Regions from separate parts of the Homo sapiens genome. Here region 1 is linked to region 2. Evidence: read pairs that join two places in POLR2A ChIA-PET (ENCODE). Cell type or tissue: endothelial cell of umbilical vein. All regions are shown on one strand. Each heading gives the region's core, and the rest is flanking DNA. Links, peaks and the distances in the headings are about the cores only. Region 1 overlaps IL17RD (interleukin 17 receptor D). Region 2 holds the start of HESX1 (HESX homeobox 1).

The links. Peaks named below come from ENCODE experiments on the same cell type or tissue, not always from the same donor. Only the 100,000 strongest peaks of a DNase experiment are listed, where the experiment ranks them.
Region 1: POLR2A ChIA-PET joins it to region 2 with 12 read pairs; 4 of 35 experiments call an interaction of 5 or more read pairs at or near these places.

What each region holds. Positions count from the first base shown.
Region 1 is chr3:57,130,424-57,140,812 of GRCh38, reverse strand. All of the region lies in intron 1 of IL17RD (interleukin 17 receptor D), which reads left to right. It also overlaps the pseudogene RPL19P2. Among named protein-coding and RNA genes, the nearest start is that of IL17RD, 30 kb to the left of the region's middle. RefSeq lists enhancers at 8,913-9,739, 9,740-10,389. In endothelial cell of umbilical vein, for the core only: no CTCF peak of the experiment used is centred there; a DNase peak (open chromatin) is centred at 4,682; H3K27me3 peaks cover 783 bases.
Region 2 is chr3:57,191,841-57,202,229 of GRCh38, reverse strand. It overlaps HESX1 (HESX homeobox 1), which reads left to right and starts at 2,252. Exons shown (of 4, transcript NM_003865.3): 1 at 2,252-2,468; 2 at 3,278-3,477; 3 at 3,738-3,839; 4 at 3,935-4,392. The coding sequence starts at 2,312. The coding sequence ends at 4,033. RefSeq lists an enhancer at 1,962-2,559. In endothelial cell of umbilical vein, for the core only: no CTCF peak of the experiment used is centred there; DNase peaks (open chromatin) are centred at 4,879 and 5,399; H3K4me3 peaks cover 702 bases; H3K27ac peaks cover 614 bases.

The DNA.
Region 1 (10,389 bases), core at 1,553-9,552, 61 kb after region 2:
TTTCCTAGAATATTACTTTCCCTAGACCTGTTCTGGGTGTCTGGAAATAAATTCTAGAGGTGTAATATTCCCAGAGTAGACCTCATCTCAGAGATCAATCAAATTTCAGAGATGACCACACCTCAGCTTTTCTACACTACTTTTGAGAAAGAAAGTTGTTAGCCATGATGCCAAAACTGACCCACTAAGCCTTTCGGGGCTATGGATGTACATCTGTCAAATGGCAGCAAATGTTGAATAATGCCCAAAACAGGATGGTCTGAAAATTAATACTTGTATTAGTGCCATCATGCAAACATTCACCATTTTTGTGAGCTTTTAACAAAAATGGTTTGCCTGAATTGAAATCTAATTCGATAACTTTGAGTCCTACTGATACCATTCTAGCCAATCTTTTGAACTTTTATTTCTCTTTGAGTTCTGGGAAATTGTCAGTTATTCTAAATGCTAGCTCGTAGACCAGTTGGTTAGGAGTATCTGGTTAAAAAAAATGACCTGATTTAGAGCTCGTAGTTCAGTGTGGGTAGTCTCTACATTTTCCATGTAGCATTGTTTCAAAAACTGCAAAAAGGTATATTTTAACAGTGGTTCAAACTGTAAAGTGCTGAGCAGATCTTGGGGAACATCAAGACATGGGTTCTCTGTGTTCTTCTCCATAATGTGGGAGATTAGAGGGCTGTCTGGCAGAATTGTGAGCTCTGAGCACAGCCTTGCCTCTAAGGTGCCCGGCTCGGTATCTTTATGCAGAAGCCTGACAGTGAACTAGCAGTCTTTTCAGTACTTTTTTCCAGGGCCAGATTTTTTTTTTTAAGTTTTAAACATATGAAAACATTTGATTCAAATGGTCCTAATAATATGTTTTCTATTTTTCCTGTAAAACCAGGAGTTGAGTTTGAATAACAGCAGAAAACTTAGGAATTAATATAGAGGAGCTATTTTAAATGATCTAGCAGTATAATTATTTGCTCAGAGATTTGTGTAATCAAAAAGGTTTTCAGCCAGGCGAGGTGGCTCACACCTGTAATCCTAGCACTTTTGGAGGAAGGCTGAGGTGGGCGGATCACCTGAGGTCAGGAGTTCAAGGCCAGCCTGGCCAACATGGTGAAACCCTGTCTCTACTAAAAATACAAAAATTAGCCTGGCGTGGTGGCACGTGCCTGTACTCCCAGCTACCCAGGAGGCTGAGGCAGGAGAATCACTGGAACCAGGAGGCAGAGGCTGCATTGAGCTGAGATCATGCCACTGCACTACAGCCTGGGAGACAGAGCAAGACCCCGTCTCAAAAAAAAAAAAAAAAGGAAATTTTCATTGCATGTACCCCATAAATAATATACACATATTTGTATATATAATATTCACACTCAAATTCACATTCAGTTCAAAATTACACAAAAATTCAAAATAAAAAATTTAAACAAAGGAAAAAGTTTAAAAAGCATTTAAAAAGATGGTTTTCATGTTGAAAACATCCATCTTGACATTCTTTTACCCGTAGCCTGTTTAATATTCTTTATTTTGACTGTATTTCATTCTCCTACTTTGCCAAACTCACTTTTTCAATCTTTTTCCTCCATGCGTGCCCTAACTATGGGTAGTCTCACAAAGCCCAATTCCTGGCTTTTTGTTATTTTTTTACACTTTCTGTTAATTTTGTATACCTCTTATGAATTAGCCTATCTGTCCTTAAGTTTCTGTGGCATGCCGTCATACATGACGTCCTGCCTTTTAATCCTGCATTTCTCCCCTCCCCCCAAAATATATGATATTGTAAAAAGATAGTAGGCACCTCACTTTCACTGTTTTTCTGCAGCCTACTTTTTAAAAAAAGACCCTCTTTCCCCAGTGTTCTCTTTTTTTTTTTTTTTTTTTTTTTGAGATGGAGTTTTGCTCCTGTTGCCCAGGCTGGAGTGCAATGGTGCAATCTCAGCTCACTGCAACCTCTGCCTCCCGGGTTGAAGCTATTCTCCTGCCTCAGCCTCCTGAGTAGCTGGGATTACAGGCATGCACCACCATGCCCAGCTAATTTTTTGTATTTTTTTAGTAGAGATGGGGTTTCTTCATGTTGGTCAGGCTGGTCTCGAGCTCCCAACCTCAGGTGATCTGCCTGCCTTGGCATCCCAAAGTGCTGGGATTACAGGTGTGAGCCACCGCACCTGGCCCCCAGTATTCTCGTTATTGCCTTAAAATCACTATCTTCCGACTTCCCCAAATAAGAGCCTGCAGGTCACCTTTGAATATTTCATCATCACCTCGGTATTGTATTTGTCACCAAGTCCTGCTATTTTTTCCTTAAAAATGCCTCTCAGACCTGTCCTTTGATCCTCATCAGTACATTGCTGTCCCTGTCATGTTATATGTGGACTGCTGCAGTTGCTGGCTATCTGGTCTACCTCGCTCCAGTCTTCCACCCTCTAGTCTCTAGTTCTTCCTGCATATGTGGCCCTAACACTGTTTTGTTGTTATCATTCCTTTCCTGGTTCAGTTTCCTTTAATGTTTTTTGTTTGTTTGTTTTGTTTTTACTTTTTTCTTTATTGTGTTGAAATACACATAACATAAAATTTACCATTTTAACCATTTTAAATGTACAGTTCAAAGATTTTTAAGTAAATTCACAATGTTTTGCAACCATCACCACCATCCACCTGTAGAACTTTTTCACCTTCCTAAATGGAAATTCCATAACCATTAAACAATAACTCCCCATTCTCCTCTCCCCGCAGCCCCTGGCTATCTCTATTCATGTCTCTATGAATTTGACTGCTCTAAATACCGCATATAAATGTAGTCATACAGTATTGTCCTTTCTGTCCTTTTGTGCCAATGTCAAATTTTTAAAGATTGTTTTTAGTGGTCTTGATCTGTAGGGAAGTTGATGAAGATTTGGTAAAAGCTAACAAAGGGCCTTTGCTTTGAGTCTTCTTATCTCTTTAGTATTTAATGAGCTCTGTTTGGAAGCATGACACTGGTTTACTCTGAGTACAGACAGGAAAGTCAAGGTGTGTAAGAGCAACAGGGGAAGATTAGAGACTCCCAACTTAGGCCTCTGTGGCACTAACCTAATACCAAAAGTTTTTTGTCATGGAGGGAAGAGAAGTGAAAATTGGAAGCGGCTGGTGACCAGGACTCACCTTCCTCCTTCTTAAATACCTTCCATCTGTATTAGGGGCAGGGAATCAATTTCCATCTTGAAATGGATATGTGTTTTGAGACCCCAGCTCCAGTCTTCTGTTTTATAAGTGTCACTTCTGCTCTCCAGGCCCTGGGGTTTGACTCATCCCATCTGTTCAATTCTTGGGTCCTTTGGATTCATCCTTTGAAGCTGCTGTTTCATTGCCTCTTTCTTCCTTCCTCATCTCCCCACCTACCCCATTGCCACCTTGGCCTGTATCAGAGACCTTTTCCCTGTGCTTCTGTCTGCCAAATCTAGGCTTGTGCTCACATCTGTAAGGACCACTGTATTTGGATCTTGCCTGTCTCCAAGATGTACCACATGCAAAGCTGAACCCACTTGGCTATTTCAGCCCTATGGTGCCCATCTTTTCAGGCCAGTTGGGGGTGTCTAACACAGAAGCAATGAGGGTGTGTTGGTCACTTCCAGGGATGTGGGAAGTGTTTATTCTGGATGACCAGGAAGACTCTGTGTCATCCCTGAGAAATAGCAACCATTTCCTGAATGCTTACCATGTGTTGGGCACTGGGTGGTACAGTTGGTAGCACAAGCTCCTGGGTCTGTGTTTGCTTGAAATAAACTTCCTTCCCCTCCGCAACCCCAAAGCTTGACATGCCTCCTCTGAAGACACTTCTCTGGCTAGCCTTCCTCTGTTCAATTACCCCTTGTCTGAAATCTTATTACACATAGAGCTCAGTGGCATAACTTAGCCCATTCATTCTAGGCAGTGTAACCTTATCTACTGTAGTTTCGTGTCTTTTAGCTTTGTTTTCCAAAACTAATTGTAAACACCTAGAGGCAGGGGTCTAGTTTAGCCTTATTCTCACTCAAAATGGCTTTCCCAAGTGCAAAAGCATATTTCAAGCTCTTGAGACATCTGGTTGATAAATCCTGGGGCATTTGCAGAGGTTTTTCATGGATAAATGAGAAGGAGAGAATCCTAAAAGCAAGTTAAATATTGCTTTTAGATCAGCTAAGTTTTTTTTTTTTTTTTTTTTTTTGAGTGGGGGTTGGGGGCGGGGGAGGGGTAGACAGAGCTTTGCTCTGTTTCCCAGGCTGGAGTGCAGTGGTGCAATCACTGCATCCTCAACCTCCTGGGCTCAAGAGATCCTCCTCAGCAGCTGGGACTACAGGCGTATGCCACCACACCCAGCTAATTATTCTTATTTTTCATACAGATGGGGTCTATGAGATGGAGTCCAGGCTGGTCTTGAATTCCTGGTCTCGAGCATTCCTGCTGCCTTGGCCTCCCAAAATGCTGGGATTACAGGTGGGAGCCACCATCCCTGGCCAGGCTGTTTTTGAGGCAGAGCTCATTCTTTCTTCTTCCACACCTGGGCTACATATGTGTTGTGATTCTAATCACAAAATGGAATTTACCGTTTTTTACCAGTGAGTGGTTTTTATCTCCTTAGCTTGATCTGTAAAATCAAGCCACCCTGACTCTCTGGAAAGAGTTGGAGGTCTTAGGTTTCCACACGGCTGTAATGTGATTGTTGTGCTGGAGAGAGGAAGACATTGTTATCTGCTTCCTGGATTTGCCAGTTTCCCTTTTAATTTTACACAGTTCTGTTATTCACTGGAGACCAGTCATCTAATCATAAAATCCCCTACATTTATGTAATTTTAAAGAAACATACAGGATAAATTATAGTAATTTGGTTACCCTGCAGAACAGCGTTTAGGATACCCACATCAATAGGCAACCTACCAGCGTATCAACGTGTGTATACTGTGCAAGTAGCCTTGTCACCGTGTCCTCTTGCCTTTTCCATGTACACAGCCGGCTCTGGAGCAGGTGACGGGGCCTGCTATACTACTTCCTACTAATGGTGTTTTCCCTTTGTAGAAAATGATGGTTGATGACAGTTGATAAGACCCTTAGAAAGAATTTTGCCCAGTGGTCCTAACTCACTTTATTAGGCTCTTTTTGTTATTTCCTCCATAGATCTTACATATTTCACCCAGAAGGAACTGCATTAACTGATAGCTGGTGGAGATTTATGAGAGCAAATGTTATATATATTAGGATCTAATTTATGTCAAGTCACAGTCCATGTGATGCAGGCAGTAAAGACCGTCTGGAAGAGTCTTCTTCAAAATGATGGAATGGGAGAAGTTTCATATTCTTCTTTGTACTTAATTTTATTTTACCTTGAACTTGTTATCTTTACAAAAATAATAAAGCTGTCTTCAAAAGAAAAGCCTACAGTTCTAGAAACTTGAAAACCCACTCTTAGGGAATCTCTGAGAATCATTGAGCATCCCACCACTTCGCAGGCAGTTGGGGAAGTGGCAGGCAGGAAGTGGCACATCCTGGCCTGGCCTTCTGCCTCCTCCCAGCCTCCTGCCCACCTTGCTCTGAACCTGCTGTGCCTTTGGGGCTTCACCTCCTCAGTGCTCCAGGAAATGCTTGAATCTGTGTCCCTAGAAGCAGTGCTGCTCACCTGACAGCTTGGCCTCACACTGACCCAGCTCCCCATTCTTTGTTTTTTTTGTGTGTTTTTTGTTTGTTTGTTTGTTTTTGTTTGTTTTGAGACAAGGTCTTGCTCTGTTGCCCAGGCTGGAGGGTAGTGGAGTGATCATGGCTCACTGCTACTTCCATCTCCTGGGCTCAAGCCATCCTTCCATATCAACCTCCCAAGTAGCTGGGACTACAGGTGCATGCCACCATACCTGGCCAATTTTTGTGTTTTTGTTGGTAGAGATGGGGTTTCACCATGTTGTCCAGGCTGGTCTGAAACTCTGGGGCTCAATAATCCCCCTGCCTCAAAGTGCTGGGATTGCAGGATTGAGCCACCACACCTAGCCCCCATTCTTAGCTTATTTATTTATTTATGGCAGGTAAAGGCTTGTTTTATTTTAGTGGTTGATCTACGTAATCGCTGAGGCCAGTATGTACAGACAAAGGGGGAGCTTTCACTTCTCGGTCTCTTCCTCCTTAGACAAAGTCTTGATGATCTCCTCCTTGGCCTGTAGGCGGTCTTCATGGTGCTTGCGTGCTTCCTTGGTCTTAGACCTGCGGGCCTTAGCCTGGTCAGCCTGCAGCTTCTTGTGGGCCTTGTCTGCCTTCAGCTTGAGGATGTGTTCCATGAGAATCCACTTGTTTTTGAACACATTCCCCTTCACCTTCAGGTACAGGCTGTGATATGTGTGGTGATCAATCTTCTTAGATTCACAGTATCTTCTCAGCAGCCAGCACAGAATCCGCATTCTCCTCATCCAAGTTACGTTCCCTGGCATTTGGGCATTGGCTGTACCCTTTCGCTTACTTATGCCCATGTGCCTGCCCTTCCAGCGGGCCAAGGTGTTTTCCCGGCATCAAGCCCGGGAATGGAAAGTCACAGGTTTGTAGATGATCAGCCCATCTTTGATCAGCTTCTGGATCTGCTGATGGAAGTTGGCATTGGCGATTTCATTGGTCTTATTGGGGTCCAACCAGACCTTCTTCTTGCCACAGCAGAGGACACTAAAGGCGAGCCTCATCTGAAACCTGAGCATACTCATGGCTGTGGCCGCAGCAGCGAAAGCAATGAGCTCCCCGATTCTTAGTTTAAAGTCAGTTTAGCCAGAACCTTTGGACTTTCCTTTAAAAAAGAATTAATCACTGCTTTTAATCTTTTCTGGTTAGCTTCTGTTTCATGCTAACTTCATGACAAAATGTTACAGGTTTCTAATTTAATTTCACCATATTACTTTGATTTTGTAAACATTTCTCCATGGGAAGCCTTAATGAAGTGGCAAGATACATTGATTTCTTTCTGTTGACAGGTGAAGGGACAAGGTTGTATGTGCCATTTACTTGCCTCAGCCCTATAGGAGAGGACTAGGAACACACCACCAGGCCCACTTCATCAGGGGTGGAAATATGCTCCTACCTGCTGTTCCATCTGCTGCGTCTGCCTCACAATGGATTTGCTTTATAATTGACCTCTCTATACCACTCCTTGCCAGAAATCCTTGGAGAGGGAGTGCAGGGAGACCTTAATTCCTGGGAACACCCCACTGCCTTCTTCACCCACAAAAAAGACATTTATCAAAATCTAAAATTGACCAAGACATCAGTACTTCATTTTTACATCATTCTTTGCCTTCTCCGAATGACATTTTAGTGGTTCAAGGAAATTAAAACAAAGCTGAATACTCCTTGGCAAGCATAATTATTTCCTGGCCTAAATGTCATACAATGATTTAATTGGTATGTCATTGTGTGTATGTGTGTTTGCATGTGTGTGTGTGTGCTTTAATGGAAATTCCATGTGGTATCTTTGGGAAATTAGGAAAGAGAGTCTTCTAGATTTATTGCTTATAGTTTAAGAACAGACTGCTGGCTTCCATCCAAATAGTAGGACGATGTAAAGTTACAGGGATCATTAGTGTTTGAATATATCCTTCCGATTGCCTGCTATTTTAAAATTAGTTTGGCAAAAGGTAAAAGTCAGAACTGACAGTGAAATTTTTTACGCTTTGAAACTTGTAACATTCATCAAAATAAACTTGTGGGGGACTTGGCATCATGTAAGCGATGGTGTCCTTTGCTTTATACCAACATCTTAATTTTGAAGCTGAATGAGTTTTGCTGTGGCTGGAGTAGGAGTCAGAGACATAGATTATTCATTTTGGAAAGTTGGAATTTTAGATTATCCTTCATAGTGGCTCATGCACAGATACTATAAAATATATCCCAAACCCAACTCAGTTTTGTGTGTTGACCGCAAATACCATACTCTGCAAAGGCAGTTGAGCAGGAGTGGGAAAATCAGCTGTTTTCTTCATCTAGTGGACACTATGAGTATTTTCCTCCACACTCAGTGATGAAAAAAAAAGAATAAGAATTAGCCACATCCTAGTTCACTTTTTATCTTGATTCAGTGCAACTGACTTGGCTGCAGACATAACTGTTGTCACCTGTGATCCGAAAGGTGCTAGATACCTCTGTCTTGATGGGTTTATGTGCTCAACAGTGTAAGTTGTTGCCTTTCATGTTTCTACTTTGTAAAGTTCATGAGTCCCAGCATCTTGGACAAAGTGTTTAGTTACTGAGTTGTAACAAATACTGCCTATAAAGGATTACAGTTGGATGGCATTAATCCAATAATTATATTTAAAATGGAGATTTTACATCAACCACTTCCCTCCCCCATTAGAATTTTTTGTTTGTTTTTGTTGTTGTTGTTGTTTTTGAGACAGAGTCTTACTCTGTCGCCCAGGCTAGAGTGCAGTGGTGCGATCTCGGCTCACTGCAACCTCTGCCTCCTGGGTTCCAGCGATTCTCCTGCCTCAGCCTCCCGAGTAGCTGGGATTACAGGCAGGTGCCACCACGCCTGGCTAAATTTTTTTTTGTATTATTAGCCATGTTGACCAGGCTGGTCTCGAACTCCTGACCTTGTGATCCCCCAACTTCGGCCTCCCAAAATGCTGGGATTACAAATGTGAGCCGCTGCGCCCGCCCCTTCTTTTACAGTGTCTTGCTCTGTCACCCAGTCTGGAGTGTGGTGGTGTGATCTCGGCTCACTACGGTCACAACCTCCTTGGCTCAAGCGATCCCCCTGCCTCAGCCTCCCAAGTAGCTGGGACCACAGGTGTGTACCACCATGTCTGGCTAATATTTTTGTACTTTTTGTAGAATGGGTTTCACCGTTTTGCCCAGGCTGGTCTTAAACTCCTGAGCTCAAGCAATCCGCTGGCCTCCGCCTCCCAAAATGCTGGGATTACAGGTGTGAGCCACCATGGCTGGCCTGAATTTTGTTTTTAATCACCGAAGTAAAACCACTCTCTATTATTCAACAGACGTAGCTTTAAGCTATCAAGCTATTGAGTGGAGCTGGACTATAAGGCAGGTGAGAGGTCTGGGGGCTTCAGGGGTCCAGAAGCCTCCTGAAAATACCATGTGCCAATGTGTGTGCACACATGCACCACAGTTCTCCCCCAAATAAAAAGCTGTGAGTCTTGGTAATGAGGGGTAAATGAGAGCAAAGTGATTTTGGCCTTGGTGGTGATAGTATTGCCAAGAGAGGGATGACGGTAGGATTGCAGCTGTATAGCAACTCACACTCACCCCGTTTTCAGATCTCACCAGTGTTTTTCTGAAGGCCTCAGGATATCACTCAAACCTTCAAAGTCCTTGCATCTTGAGGCCAAACTTTGTACTTCAGTCCATGAACACATGAACAGAGTGCACCTGTGGTTGATGGGCATTGGGCTGGGTGTGGCACAGCCTGGGACTCCTGTTGGCTGAATACTTTCACCTTTCTTTGTTTCACCCTTCTTAAGGCAGGACGGTGGTATTTTGTAACCAGTGGGCACTCAGCGAGTGTGAGTTGCATGCTTATACTGAAAGGTTCTAGGAAATCAGGTTTGGAGGCTCTTTCTGTAGAAAGGCAGTGCTGCTCGCCCAACATTGAGACTTGATATTTCTCCCAAGTAACTGGGATTCCCACAGCTTGGGGAGAATCAAGACAGTTGAGAGTGGTGGGCTGGAGGAACAGCTGAGGTAGGAGGGGGTGGGGGAGGGGAAGCTTGTTCACATGCTTGTTAACATTTAAGGGTCTTTGACAAAGGAAGTCTAATGCCTTGCCCCGGTCAGCCGGTGATTGCCCCCCGGGAGGCCCCGTTGTGCACAGGAAGTCAGACACTAATGATGTTAGCGAGGGGACAAAGGCGCCTGGCCTGGGAAGGGTCTAATTGCTGTGTCCGGCTCCCAGGCGGCTGGCCTCAAGCTGGTGGGGGCTGGGCAGGATGCGCTAAGTGTTAACACCTGGAGCCGGCACTGCTGACTTCCTGGTGCTTTTTTGTTGTTGTTGTTGGCTTTGTGGCTGGGCACACATACTGACAACACACACACTCAAAGGCATTCAGAAACCCTGACTGCATCTCAGGGGGATGTTTCAGGACTTGCTATCTAAGAGACTAGATGGAAATGGTTTGATCAGGAGGTAACACCGTGAGTGTCACCCCTGGGCCGGGCAGGGCCGTGAAACAGGAGGCTTTACTCCTGTTTCTCCTCCCATCTGCCCGTCAGAGCTTGGTGACTGTGGCTTCACCTCTGGGCTGACTACTTCCCTCTCCCCCAGAAAGCTTCTGGGAAAGGCCAGACCTTGCAGAGAGAGGCAGATACTTATTAGAAGGGTCACTCTGGCTTTAGCTTAGAACATTCTAGTCAGAATGAATGGGAGAATATTCACTCCTGGAGGACAGAGAGAACCAGCTGGGGTCACCC
Region 2 (10,389 bases), core at 1,687-9,686:
TGTGTAAATCCAGCCGGGCGTGGTGGCTGAAGCCTGTAATCCCAGCACTTTGGGAGGCCGAAGCGGGCGGATCACGAGGTCAGGATATCGAGACCATCCTGGCTAACACGGTGAAACTTCGTCTCTACTAAAAATACAAAAAAATTAGCCAGGCGTGGTGGCGGGCGCCTGTAGTCCCAGCTACTCAGGAGGCTGAGGCAGGAGAATGGCGTGAACCCGGGAGGCGGAGCTTGCCGTGAGCCGAGATCACACCACTGCACTCCAGCCTGGGCGACAGAGCAAGACTCTGTCTCAAAAAAATAGATAGATAGATAGATAGATAGATAGATAGATAGATAGATAGATAGATAGATATAGATAGATAGATATAGATATGTAAATCCAAGGAAAATCAATTTAAGCTGAATAAAAATATTGGAACATCTTTGTTAATAAAGAAGAAGTTGAAAACTGGAGTTGCTCTGGCATGCGCTGTGGCATCCTTCTGCCTTGTGCCTCTTAGGCACTCATCTGCGGGGCTCAGGGGCTCAGTGAGGCCTACACTGACATCTACCCCTCCACTTCCTGCACTAATTCATCTTACCTGGCTCACCTGTTTCCTTTTCTCATTCTTACCCTGGCTAACATACTAGATAATTTACCTATAATTATTATTTGTTTCCTGCCCCCCACCCTGCACCACTGTGAGCTCTATGAAGGCAAGGATAGTATTTTGTTTTTTTCTGGTTCTGAGAAGGTGCTCAACCAATTGTGGAAGGAAATAATGAATGTCTCAAAGGAGAGAAAGAAAGCTGAAAAGGTCCTGTATTCTCTCGCTTCCTCCTAGTCGTCCCAGATTAAGATACCCCCCACCTTTGCACAATCTACATCTCAGCACTATATACAAAATCTCCATGAGGTATAAATGTTCACCGGTTTATTCATCCGCAGAATGGTTTTACACGTACATTTATAAATCCATATGCCTGTTGATGTTTTGCATGTGAGATCCTTTATTTACCCGAGAGCTTTCATCAGGAGGAATTTAGCTCAATATTTGTGAGATCATAATAGGATAAAAGCTGATGAAGATGAGCTCCATCCTATAGAGGCTATTTCCTCTATGAGTGGAGACTGTTTTTCCCTTCCCTGAAGGAAAGAACAGCAGTTGTTTAAATAATGAATAAAGCTAAGCACTTAAATTTATCTTCAGGAAGGTACTGGAAGAAGAGGAGGAGCAGAGTATAAAAACTACAAGTATACCTTTGCGGGGGGAACAGCCAGTTCAAAATCTTCCCAATCAGCAGTTATACTTTAATTTTAATTTCAAGTTTTCTTAGGATTATGAAATTAAAACATTCTGTTCTTGGTTATTTTCATAAGCCTTACCATCTTGAAAGACTCCATCCTCTGCCCATCCCTCAAAAGATCAACAGACGGAAATTTTTCTTTAGAAAGCAAACTATGTTCTTTTCTTTGAAATAACTGTGATAGAGAAATTATTCACTTTAAGTAGTCATGCTTCTAAGTTGCTTGAAGGTGATTACATATGAACCTTCATATAAACATGTATCTCTCTCATTTAAAAGAAAAGAGGAAGGAAAGGAATTAGCCCATTAATTATTTAAAATACTTGGTGCAACTGTTCCTATGAATTAATCCAGGCACTTGGAAGACAATTACACTCCATGTTAATAACATTGCCAACCTTTTCCACTATGCTGCACTCCAAATACTATTGTGTTTTCATTGACAACATTCCCTATTACATATGCATATGAAAAACAGGCATTTTCATCAGAATTACTGTAATAGCATTAAGAGATTATTATTTTTTCCCATTTCCTTGGAAGAAAATTTACTTAAATTAGATTATTTATTACTCGACTGCTCTCGTATCTTGCCTGTATGTTTAGGTAACTGGAGCCCATGAAAGTATAAACTTCAGAATAAAAAGCTTGATTTTATACATTAATGATTTCAAATAAAAGATAAGTGCCACATTTGTGCATCACTTCTTTAGAGAAAGTTAAGTCTGTGTTCTGCTTAGGAGAGATAACACTTTTTGTCCCTGTAGGTGGCCCCCCTGGTGTAGCCATTAGTTGCTAATTACTTGCAAACAAATAAACAATTAACTCCTTAAGCTGCTGGCTGGGCAAGTGTTCATTGACATGCTAAAACTTTCTAAGACAGGATTTTAATTAGTGACGTTCTAAATCCAGCCCCCTTGTCAGCGGAGCTATAAGGTGAACTGCAGGAAGATCCCAGCCCTATACACGTGGGGCAGAGCCAGCAGAGGCCAGAGCTGTTGCTCTGTGCAGACCACGAGAGGATGTCTCCCAGCCTTCAGGAAGGCGCTCAGCTCGGGGAAAACAAACCCTCAACTTGCTCCTTTTCAATTGAGAGAATCTTAGGACTGGACCAGAAGAAAGACTGTGTTCCATTAATGAAACCCCACAGGCCCTGGGCAGACACCTGCAGCTCATCAGGTATGCCACAGCTTAATTGTTTCAATTCTTTGTTATTTCATTTACAGTGTTTAATTTGCCCTTTATTTCATACTACATAGAGCTAGAGTTTAGGACTTTAATTTAATTTATTATTATTATTTATTATTTTTTTTTTTTTTCTGAGACAGAGTGTTGGTCTTGTTGCCAAGACTGGAGTGCAATGGCATAATCTTGGCTCACTGCAGCCTCCGCCTCCTGGGTTCAAACGATTCTCCTGCCTCAGCCTGCCAAGTAGCTGGGATTACAGGCATGCACCACCATGGCCTGCTAATTTTTGTATTTTTTAGTAGAGGGGGGTTTCACCCTGTTGGTCAGGCTAGTCTCGAACTCCTGACCTCAGGTGATCCGCCTGCCTCAGCCTCCCAAAGTGTTAGGATTACAGGCATGACCCACCACGCCCAGCCAGAGTCTAGGACTTTTAATGCCTCCAACTGAGTCCTATGGGAAATTAAAAGAATATCAGCTTTGGATTGAGCAAAGTGGATAAATTCACTCACAGGAAATCCCAAGAACCTGCATTTACTTCAGAAGATCTCTCCCTGTTTGACACATCAGATATTTGAAATCTCTTTTCACTGAAAAATAAACGACATTCAGAGACCAAAGAGGCAGGATTACCAAGACAGGATCTTCATTTTTTATTGGTTTTTGGTTAACGGGGTGCAATTCTCTTGTGAACCCCAGAATTCCACTAGGAAATGAAAGATGAGTTCCTGAAACTACCTCTATAGAACTTTGTGGAACATAAGATTGACCATCTAAGACAGGGCTTATTTTTTTGTTTTTAGGGAAAGATGGTAACTTATGTCTACATGTCCCAAATCCTCCCAGTGGGATTTCATTCCCTAGCGTGGTGGATCACCCAATGCCAGAAGAAAGAGCTTCGAAATATGAAAATTACTTTTCAGCCTCAGAAAGACTGTCTTTGAAAAGAGAGTTGAGTTGGTATAGAGGCCGAAGACCAAGAACTGCTTTTACTCAAAACCAGGTGGGAAGTTTTTTCACCCAATAATGATAATATAAAGGCTTTAATTGACACCAAGTTGAGCAAAAGCCCACTCACTTTGGTATCTCAGTTTAGAAGCCTTATTAATGAAACAGTAGACTACCATATTTTAACAATTTCCAGGTAATCATTTTTAAAAAGGCATCCAGATTAATTGCCAAGATTTAAATGTAGTCATTTTACTCTAGAAATTAAAGCTCATTTTTGGAGACATACTGAATATCAACATTTTTTTTTCTTAGATTGAAGTGTTAGAAAATGTCTTTAGAGTAAACTGCTATCCTGGTATCGATATTAGAGAAGACTTAGCTCAAAAATTGAATCTAGAGGAAGACAGAATCCAGGTAATTTTCAAATTTAGTTGTTATTCATGATGTTGAAATGTTAAGAATAATAAAATAATGTTTCTGAGACCTATTTTATTTTTCCTTAACTTTAGATTTGGTTTCAAAATCGGCGTGCAAAACTGAAAAGGTCCCATAGAGAATCACAGTTTCTAATGGCGAAAAAAAATTTCAACACAAATCTGCTGGAATAGATAGAAAACTAAACAAGTGAAATTATCTTCTAATTGCAGAGCATGAAGAATCAGTGGAAATATTAAGTGTTAAAATGTGATGTTTTCTTTCCTGCATTTAATCTGAATATTGTCATTTTTTCTGAAAATATATTGTAAATACTATTATAGCATGGTACATATTTGGGCACTTTTAGTTATAGTAAAGACCTTTTATATATATTTTAATAAACATTTTCAGAAAAGATTGCTATTTTTTAAGTAAGCCAAATTAATCTAATAAATTAGTTTGTTAAAATCAATAGACTCATGACTAAGTGATTCCACAAGCTGGATTCTAATTATAAAGTATTTCAAGTAAAATAATCTGAAGAACAAAAGTGTGAGTTGTTTTCATTAGTTTCTTCCATGCACATTTTGAAACATAATTATGCTTCACTATATTATAAATTATGATTTATTCATGAATCTTCAACTTCTCTTGATTTATAGCATAAAGCAGTGAGAATTTCTCACCATTTATCAGAACAAATTCTTACAGTATGTTAGTTTCAAGTTTTTTTTCCAAGCAAAGTCATTATGCCAAAGTAGAAATATACAAGCATCAGCTATCATATTTATACCATTGGTATTGAATTGCACAAAAGAAGTAAGCAGCAAATAAATGCAAAATTTTAAATAGTTTTCTAGTTTAATTTTGTACTTTACTTTCATTCATTAGTGATAGTGATCATGTAGCTTATATCTATTTCCAGTTTAAATGATTTCTAATCAACTGCAATATTAAGTTGACTGAGAAGGTAGGATAACTGACCCACCTTTTGTAAGTGCTCTGACATAGTCACTGGAAATAATCAAGGTGCTTTCTAAGTAACAAAAACTATGTGTTTTCATTTCCCATTTTCCCATTTTACCTGCCAATTAAAGATGGGGGGCTGGGCGCGGTGGCTCACGCCTGTAATCCCAACACTTTGGGAGGCCGAGGCGGGCGTATCACGAGGTCAGGAGATCGAGAACACGGTGAAACCCCGTCTCTACTAAAAAAATACAAAAAATTAGCTGGGCGCGGTGGCGGGCGCCTGTAGTCGCAGCTACTCCGGAGGCTGAGGAAGGAGAATGACGTGAACCCGGGAGGCGGAGCTTGCCGTGAGCCGAGATCGCGCCACTGCACTCCAGCCTGGGCGACAGAGCGAGACTCCGTCTCAAAAAAAAAAAAAAAAAAAAAAAAGATGAGAATAGGATAAGATATATAACAAGAAGGGAGCCCTCTCGGCTGGAAATCTGGGCATTTGTTTTCCAGTTAATGGAAGACTTCAGTGGGTGGTTTTTTTTTTTTTTTTTTTTTTTTGAAATGTCAGCTTAAGACTCTGACTTTGTCCACTGGAAGCCAAATTTCAGCTTTGTCCATTTGAATTGAATTCTCCCTTGCTTCTCTTTTCTTTCTGTCCTCTGTCCTTTCTGATGTCCCAGTGATGATCAAGGTGGAAGGTTCTCATTGAATTATTGAATCTATAATCACTATTTTTTATATATAAAAGACTAGAGGGAGTTTGCATATTATTTCTAAGGAAACGCAGCATGACTCAGATTTTAGAGCTTTTTAAAATTATTTACTGAGAGCACATTTGAGGTTGAGAGCTATGTGTCCCAACAATTGGTCAACAATAAGCGTGCTTATTCTATTCCACTGTTGCTGAGATGGAGAGGGAGGAGGAAAAGAAGGGCAACAGGGTAGTTAGGAAGAACATAGGCATTACATGTTTTCCAAAAAAGACTGAGCCACTTTTTCCAATATAAAGAGCTGCTTCCATTCATATAAAAATTGGAAGCACTATTTATGAAATGTATTAGTTCAAATTTATCCACAAAGAGTTTTCTTTGTTCTCCATTAGGTTATTATGAAATTATGTTAAATTGAAAGACTGGAAGTTACCAGGAGTAGGCTCTGGAGGAGTGGGTTGGAGGGGAATGTGTCACATGATGGGTAAGCTTTTATTTTAATTCCAAATTTATTGTCATTCTGTATTCTGCAAACAATATAAGCAGTATAGAAATAGAGTAAAATCCCCCTTGAATCTCATCCTTCAGAGATAACCATCATTAAACATCTTTAAGATCTTTTTGTGTATCACAAAAACATCTTTATATATGTACACACACACATATTTGTTGTTTTTGCTGTTATTTTTTAAAATGTGATCACACTTGATATTCAGTTTTGCGTCTCTCTGACATCCTGCCATGTCAGAATTATAGCTCTGTCTCCTGAACGTCTGCTTGGTTTAGGATAAGATTTCAAGTCTTATACACAATAAGAAAATATTCCACATTATTAATATTAATATTAAAGTATTTTTGAAGTAGTGCTTTTCATAAATTGAGATTTTTCAGAGTAATCATAGTTTATCTAGAATTTCTACAATTAAACCTAATTCCCAAATCTCTGAGGAATGTAAAGATTCTGTGCAAAATGATAGAATCTAGAAAAAAATGAAACACCATCACAGATATCGATTGACAACTAAGAATGCACTTAAGTTTTTTTTTAATTATAAAAACTGGCATACCTCTAAAAAGTCTGGTGAGGAGAGAAACATCATAACCCTAGACCATCATTGTCTCAGTATTTTCCAATGACAATTTTATATAACTGATTTATGTGGCCCTAAAATTCAATTTTATTTATAATTGAAATAAATTGTGTTTACAACTGAACTTATATATTTATAACTGAAGCTACATATGTATAACTGAAATCATTTATAATAGAAATGATATATTTATAACTGAAACATTTATAAGTCAGAAAAATTAAAACAAGAATTTATAATATTAAATAAATAACTATAAATGTAATATGCCTATTTTTTTATATTTTTTGATACTAATAACAATATAAGTTCTATTATAACTTTTGTGAAGCAAGTTCATAATATATAAGAATACTCAAGAAGCAGGGTAATAGAAAAGATTGCTAGTGTATTTCCCCTAAAATCTTTTTTAAAAATCTAAAGATAAAGGCTGATCTTGTTAAAAGAAATAATGAATCAGTAACATTTTTGGAATTACAATTGCTAGAAATTTGGAGAGAATATAATGATATTCAGGGGGAAAATTGGACTCGGGAAAAATCAAGCAAAATGAAAATGGAAAGGAAAACCCGAGATAGAATTATCTTTCCCTCAAAACACGTAGGCTCTAATCCACAGCTTATCTCTGTTCCTGGTAATTCTAGGCCTTTTGTCTCCATTAATGCTCAAGACAAGGTGAACAGTAGTAACAAATCAAGCTAATGCAGTCAGGCTAATACCTGGAGCGTCTCTATTATCTGACAACTGCCTAAATAAGGTTATTTGGTCTCCTGTAATGGCATTTGTCTTTTGTGAAGCCAGCCAGACAAAGCCCATCACTAAAGAGTGCTGCTGGAAACAATGGCTGTGTGTGCTGGTGGTCAACTTTTGAGTTAATCAGTGTTCATAGCCGCTTTCACCTCCTGCATCTTATCACACATCACACGAATGGCATAAATCTCCCATTACCAAACCCAGCACAGAGCATCAACCTGGGCCTTGTTCCTCCCAGCAGAGAGCTGGGAACTGCTCAATTTTCTCAATATGGAACTCAACTCACATTCTGACAAAGGGTGACTTGCTATCTCCATTTCACTGAGCCCCATAGGAATAAAACCCCCTCCAAAGTTAGTCTTTGGATACCTTTCATGGTCATTTTGACTGTTCTGACTCCTGTTGGAACATCAGTCCACAGCACAAGGCAGCTCCTGGTGGCTCTCAACACTCTACACCCCATTAGACTCACTTCTTCTGCCTATGCTTTAATCTTGGATTTCACAGCCTCCAGAATTGTGAGAAATAAATTTCTGTTGTATATAAGCTGCCCAGTCTGTGGCATTTTTGTTATAGAAGCCCAAATGGACTAAGTGTCCACCATGAGCTATGCAATATGGTTCTTCACATGAATATTCCCATTTAATTTTCACAGTCACTCTGCAAAGTGAATATAGGCAATCCACTTTACAAATAAGAAAACCTAGCATCAGATATTTTTATTATGATGATGATTCTTTTTTTTGAGATGGAGTCTTACTCTGTTGCCCTGGCTGGAGTGCAGCGGCATGATCTCGGCTCACTGCAACCTCCACCCGCTGGGTTCAAGCGATTCTCCTGCCTCAGCCTCCCAAGTACCTGGAACTACAGGCGTGCGCTACCATACCCAGCTAATTTTTGTAGTTTTAGTAGAGACAGGGTTTCTCCATGTTGGCCAAGCTGGTCTCAAACTCCTGACCTCAAGAGATCTGCCTACCGCAGCCTACCAAAGTGCTGGGATTACAGGCATGAGCCACCACGCCGGGCCTTTATTATGATTATTATTACCCCATTTTACAGATGAGCTGATTGAAGGACACAGATTAAATGACTTGATCATGGCCACACAGCTGAAGCAGCTCAGCCAGAATTCAGACCAAGTTCTGCCTGACTCCAGAGTTGCCTCTTCCTCTTAAGCCTTCCAGTAGATGGAGTTACTGGCTGTGATGCTAATAGCTAGAAACATGTACTACATTTTTCTTTTCTTCCTCCCTTTCTTCCTTCCTTCCACTTTTTTTTTTTGGCAGGGTTGGGTGGGAGTAGGGGGATGGGATTAAAAGTCTGAGTGTTTGATACCTAAAGTAATCAATAATTACTTAAGTCCCAATAATTTTTTGGAAATAATATTTTCTCTATATATAAATGGCATTTTGTCTAGATAATATGTACATCCTTACCTGTATAAATATTAAGCCTCATTAAGATTTTTTTTTTTTTGTATTTTAAACCTTATTAAGATGTAACAACAATCACTAGATTTAAGTCCTTTTTCCCTGAAATTGCCATCAGAAATTTGTGGAGGCCAGGCATGGTGGCTCACACCTGTAATCTCAGCACTTTGGGAGGCCAAGGCAGGATGATCGCTTGAGGCCAGAAGTTCAAGATCAGCCTGGGCAACATAGTGAGACCGAGGTCTACAAAAAATTAAAAAATTAGCCAGCCATGGTGGTTCACACCTGTAATCCCAGTACTTTGGGAGGCTAAGATGGGCAGATCACTTGAGGTCAGGAGTTTGAGACCAGCCTGGCCAACATGGTGAAACCCCGTGTCTACTAAAAATAGAAAAACTAGCTGGGCATGGTGGCAGGTGCCTGTAATCCCAGCTACTTGGGAGGCTGAGGCAGGAGAATCGCTTGAACCCATGAGGCAGAGGTTGCAGTGACCCAAGACCACCCCCCTGTACTCCAGCCTGGGCAACAGAGCGAGACTCTGTCTCAAAAAAATAAATAAATAAGCTAGGCATGGTGATGTGCACCTGCGGTCCCAGCTACTCAGGAAGCTGAGGTGGGAGGATTGCTTGAACTCAAAAGGTTGAGGCTGCAGTGAGCCATGATCATGTCACTGCACTCCAGCCTGGGTGACAGAGTGAAACCCTTTCTCAAAAAAAAAAAAAAAAAAAAAAATTTAGTAAAGATCTCAAATCAGCAATCTAACCTTTTACCTTAAGAACAACAAAAAAGAGAGCATAATAAATTCAGAATAATCAGAAGACAAAGATCAGAAAAACCATGGAGAAAAGTCAATGAAACCAAAAACTGATGCTTTACAAATCTTAATAAAATTAATAAACCTTTAGCCAGACTAACAAAGAAAAAAAGGAGAAGATACAAGTCACTGACATTAGGAATGAAAGAGGGGCTATAACTACAGACCACATCAACATTAAAAGAAGAATAAGATAATACTATGAACAACTCTATGCGCACATTTGATAGCTCAGAAGAAATAGATCAAATCTACAAACTACTAAAATCCACCCAAGAAGAAACAAATAACTATAACAGTTCTATACTTATTAAAGAAATGTGAAATAATAATTTTATACCTCTGAAAAGGTAAACTCCAGGCCCAGATGGTTTCACTGGCAAATTCTATCTAACATTGAAAGAGGAAGTAACATCAATTCTACACAATCTCTTTCAGAAGATACAAGAAGAAGATCACTTCTCTACTCATTTTATGAGACTTATATTACCCCGATACTAAATTAAAGACAGTAAAAGAAGGGAAGAAAAAAGCCCAAGTTCACTATCCCTCATTAACGAAGATGCAAAAATCCTCAACAAAATATTAGTAAATAAAATCCAGCAATACAAAAAAGAATAACACAGTATCACCAAGTGGGATTTACTTAGGGGATGACAAGCCTGGTTTAATATTTGAAAATCAATTAATGTTATCTACCATATTAATAGACTAAAGATGATAAATCACATTATTATACCAACTGACATTGAAAAGCATTCAATATCCATTGAAATGCAGTAGCCATTT